2 separate regions of the Mus musculus genome follow, and region 1 is linked to region 2. The links are chromatin loops, found by intact Hi-C in ENCODE. Cell type or tissue: heart. All regions are shown on one strand.

Region 1 (2,500 bases), 49 kb after region 2:
CTTGCTGAAGCTGTGATCTCATCTCCTGCATATTGTTTATAGTCAAGGGGGTACTGCAGACCCCACTGGTCTTTCTTTTGCCTTTCTTTGAGCAGCTTTGGAGCTAGGGCTAGCTAGATGGAGCAATGCTGTTTAGTGGGTTTCCTTACATCACACGTCACCTTTACCATACTTTCTCCGTTTACTCAAATTCTTCGAGTTTCACGATACCAACACCATTGACATTCTAAAGTAAAACAAAACTCTTCCTTCTCAAATCAACCCACACAGTTGGACTGTACAGAAAACACCCTTTTGACAGCCCAGAGCCACAGAGCCACAGGAAGGGACTTCCGGGCAGCCTTGGTCCTGGTGCTTTCTTACCGCATCAGAAAAGTAACCGAGACAGAGGGGAAAGAACGGAGCAAAAGGCTCTCAACTGCCGTCATGTTCTAAAACAGCCAGGGGCCATCCAAACTCTCGGCAGCCTGGGCCTTCTTCCCATCACCCACAGAGGTGCACAAGCAGCCTTAGGCTTTTGCCTCCACGGTTGCAGACTACTGCCACTAGACCTTGCTTGCTTACTGACAGAACCCTTAAATCCTGAGCCAAAATAAGTCCTTCCTCCCAAGCTGCCCTTGCCACACACTTGTCACAGCACGGAGGAAGGGGATTGGTGTACAGGCCAGCCTAACACTTGTGCACTACAGAGTGAATAGCCTCCCCACAGATTCCTTTACGGCTTCCTCCTGGTGACACTGGGCTCCCTGGTAGCCTGGCCTCCCTGGGACTTGTCTTTAGGATCTTCAACAGGAGCCCCCTTGTACGTAAACCTGGCACCGCTCAGAAACGCAACACTGCTTCCCTCTTCGAATCCCAGACACTGAGACAGGAAGAGCCTGCAAAGGGTATCTGGTGTAGACAGTGTTCAAAAGAATCCACTTTACCATGTTCTGAGGTTACAGAGACGGATGAGCGGATAAACGTGCCTGCCATGCTAGTGTGAGGGCCTAATTTCAAATCCTTAAAACCCACGAAAAACTAGTCCAAGCCAGAGAGTAACAGGACCATCTGTGACCCCTGCACTCCGTGCACACACAGGCTGAGGCGTCTGGGAAAGCTCTCGAGGAGACAACCTAAGGCAGAGGAAAGGAAACAGAGGCCCTTGCCTCAAACAAGGTGGAGGTGAGATCAATGCCCAAGGCTACCCTCTGATCACACGTGCCTGCTTTCACACACACACACACACACACACACACATTATGCATACACACAATAATCACTAAAAATATAAATAAGTAAACAGTTTAAAAACGGTAATACAAATGTGTTCTTTTTGTCCCCAGTGACTTTAGAGGGAGACTAGAGGTGTGACAGGGAGCACCCAGTGAGTGACAGACAGCAACAAAGGACTGTTTGGTGTGGTGAAGATGCTTAGCTCCACGAAGCCCTTCCCCTCACGCGAGGGCTCCCCCTAGCGTGGTAAAGAAGGAATATCAGCAGGGAACACAAGTGGAAGAAGTGGGGGGGCTCCCCCTGGTGGCCATCGTTGGTGTGGAACAGCGGCCAAAGCTCCCTTCTCTCAGTTAAAGAGGATCAAAGAAAGAAACCTGCTGGGCTCTTGAGAAAAAGGTGTTACAGAACTGGGAGAATCCTACTTCTTGGGCCACATGCCACCCCATTTTGGTGACAGAAGAGAGATTTTTAAAAGCTAATCCAGACTTCTTCAAACCAAGCATTCTAATAAGCCCAGTCTAAGAACTTCCACCCTTGGGACAGCCACCTGCCTTACACCGACATCATTTAGCTCAACACCAGGGAATCCTGGGTCTCAGTGTTCAAGCAGCGCTGTCTCCTGCTGGACACTGCACTTGATGGAGGAGGGGAAGAGTTCTTACGAGTTGGAAGTCTCTCACACACACACACACACACACACACACACATCTGCTAAGGCACGAAGGAGCAGTAGACTCAAGCCCATACCCAGAGGCAGGAGCAAAGGACTTGGGTCTGGGATCGAGGTCTTTTGAGTTTGTAAGAAAATAAGGGGGTGGGGGGCTCAAAGTTTTCAATTCCAAGTCCTTGCCACACAGAACAGGCCAGCCCTGGCTGAGCTCATGCCGCAGTGAGGAGATTTTCTGTAAGGAGAATCACCGATGTGTTGGGAAGTAGGACCCGCCCCTCCCCATACATGACCAAGTTGTTCTATGAAGATACAAAAATACAAATCAGTATTTAGGGATTGATGAGGCTATGAAAATCCTCAGCTGCAATCCTTTGAATGGGCTCAATTCTCTTATGCAAAATATATTTTGTAAGAGTTGGGTGATAGCTAACGGAATTCTTGTAAAGCAGTGGATGGTGGGTGCAGATCCAAGTGAACCCCTCGAACCTCTGAGCAGGCAGAGGCTTCCTGTGCCCGAGAGCAATGGGAGAAAGTTCAACAGGAGACATGCTCCGCATTTACAGATGTTACACCTCCAGATGTGTGAGAGAGACAAAGTGGAACAGAAGTTAAAAA
Region 2 (2,500 bases):
TTGTGTTAGAAGATCTGGTTTTTAAAATTGCTATTTGAGTTTCATTTTTTGTTTGTTTGTTTGTTTGTTTGTTTTGTTTTGTTTTGTTTTGTTTTTGTTTTTCAAGACAGGGTTTCTCTGTGTAGCCCTGGCTGTCCTGGAACTCACTTTGTAGACCAGACTGGCCTCAAACTCAGGAATCCACCTCTCTCTGCCTCCCAAGTTCTGGGATTAAAGGCATGTGCCACCACACCCGGCCTGAGTTTCATTTTTTAAATTATTAAGTAAATTTTGACTTGAGATTAGGACAGAATTGCCAGCAATTTTCTAAGTGGCTTATAACAAAATTTTGGCATTTTTAAAACTTCAAATGTATGTTTGGTAGCATTCTTAGTATTGGTGATTAATAAGACCAGAATATCAATCAACTCTGACAAACACTGAAGGTATTTTAGATCCTTCCCAGTACTAAATGTTAGTCAAAATTAGCTAAATATAAAAAACCACCAGCATGCAACTTTGCTTTTGCCTTTAAAATATGGTAAAACTAAAAGCACACCTCAGAAATATTTTAAGTGAATTTCTTTTTGACTCATTGTCAGTAAATGTTTGACATGTAACCTAATTTTTACACTTATATACCAAGGGACATGTAAATTTTTCTTGGGATTATGAGTAGAATTTTCTTTAAAGTCCTGATTTCAGGCATGCCCCACTCACAGAAAGAACAGTAGGGACTCACAGGCTGTAGACACAGTTATTCTGACAACATGATTTATGATCTGGGAAAAACAAAGATCCCAAAGTGGGCAGTCAGGGATCCCCACGCAGTAGAAAGACGTGTGCTGTGTTCAGATCACAGACGAGCTCCAGACCAACATCAGTGTGGGTGGGGAAATGGATAATGGATAGATGAATGGATGTAACAATTCAGTTTATGATAGAACAAACTGATTCCCCATTTTCTGACCTGAGAACTAGAGTCACTCTGTTCCCCCGAGTGTTGCAGTAACACAGAGAACACTAGATGGCATCGTACTACAGAGAGTCCTCACCTTTCACAGCCTGGAGGACCAGCACCCAAGAGAGCATTGTACTAATCCCACTCCTCCTGTGCACACTTATTTCCCGAACACCTACTATGTGCCCAGCCCTATACTACATATGATGAGAGAGAAAAATACAAAAGGAGCTCAAGTTTCCCCAATTGAACCCAAAAATAAAAATGGTGTGGGCTGCCTTCCCTCCCAAAAGACTCTTCAGAACAGTCAAAGGTAGGCATGGAATGAGAACACCAGGGTGCAGGGCCCTGTGTGCCTTGGACCTTTGACCTTAGTTCCTTGAAGATGTGAAGTGTGGAACCCTCAGCATTTTCTGCCTAGAATCTGGGACCACCCCCATCCCAAGCTAGCGTGTTCCAACACATCCTACCTTCAGATCTCACACCCGCAGTCAATGCCTCCCTGGCAAGAATTCCCATCCCCTGTGTTCTACTTCGTAGACTATCTCATAATGGGAACAGATGATCTGATCATGTACATGGTTAATCCCTATCCTCCTCGCAAGGCAGTTGAACGGCAAAAAACCAACAATCATCATATAAGCCTTGCTTAGGCTTGTACTCAGTTGTGTTGGGCCTGATTTGTCACAAACACCACACACACCCCGGATGATATGTTGACACTCTAACCCCTCATAGCTCAGAACGAGATTATATTTAAAGGTGGGGCCCTTAAGGTTGTGAAGCAATCTGGTCATACAAGCAGGAGCAAGCACAGATACAGGAAAGCCAAGAAAGTCCACTTAAGACAGCAAACTTGCTGACACCTTCATTTTAGACTACTAATCCCCAGTATTATGAAGAAATAAATTCCTGGTTTTCAGGCAGCCTGATATATGGGCTCCTTGGTCTCTTAGAGGACAGAACCAATTCCCAGCTGACTAGTGTGTGAGGCATGTAGCTCTAGCAAACAATGTATCCAGCAACGCTGCAGAGTAAGCAAACATCAGAACACTGCAGAGTAAGTAAGTATCGAGTGAATGGCTACAGAATGACTTCTCAAATATGAAAGACAAGGATGCCACGGGAATAGGAACGGAGGTCGAACTTAAAGAATAAGGACAGAGACAGGGGGGTGGGAGGAATAGAAGAAATCCAAACTACAGGCAATAGCATGGACACATGCCAAGACAGCTGCAAAAGGCCTCCTGCAAAAAGGGCGGGATCTTAGACTCCGGAGGTGGCTCAGTGCTTAAGACCACGTGCTCTCTGGGAAGACCAAGCTTGGTTCCCAGCACCCAGATCAGGAGAAGCACAACCACCTATAGCTACAGCTCCAGGGGATCTGGTGCCTCTGACCTCCATGGACTCTATACATGTGTGCGAGCACACACACACACACACACACACACACACACACAAATAGTAGGGTAGGGGTGAATGGTAGAGAGCTGTCGGAGAATAGCAGAGAAGTTGCCACAAACTCTAGGACCAGTGACAGTGGTGAATACACCTATTTGT

The links. Hi-C counts contacts between places; a loop is a spot of excess contacts. Peaks named below come from ENCODE experiments on the same cell type or tissue, not always from the same donor. Only the 100,000 strongest peaks of a DNase experiment are listed, where the experiment ranks them.
Region 1: a loop joins it to region 2, with 8 times the contacts of the local background. A loop is called at or near these places in 35 of 42 quality-filtered maps.

The regions. Positions count from the first base shown.
Region 1 is chr19:47,881,680-47,884,179 of GRCm38, reverse strand. The region is part of intron 7 of Gsto2 (glutathione S-transferase omega 2); the gene reads right to left. Among named protein-coding and RNA genes, the nearest start is that of Gsto2, 17 kb to the right of the region's middle. In heart, no CTCF peak of the experiment used is centred here; a DNase peak (open chromatin) is centred at 1,459; H3K27ac peaks cover 736 bases.
Region 2 is chr19:47,930,959-47,933,458 of GRCm38, reverse strand. No RefSeq gene overlaps it. Among named protein-coding and RNA genes, the nearest start is that of Cfap58, 5.5 kb to the left of the region's middle. In heart, a CTCF peak has its summit at 998 (motif pointing right); no DNase peak of the experiment used is centred here.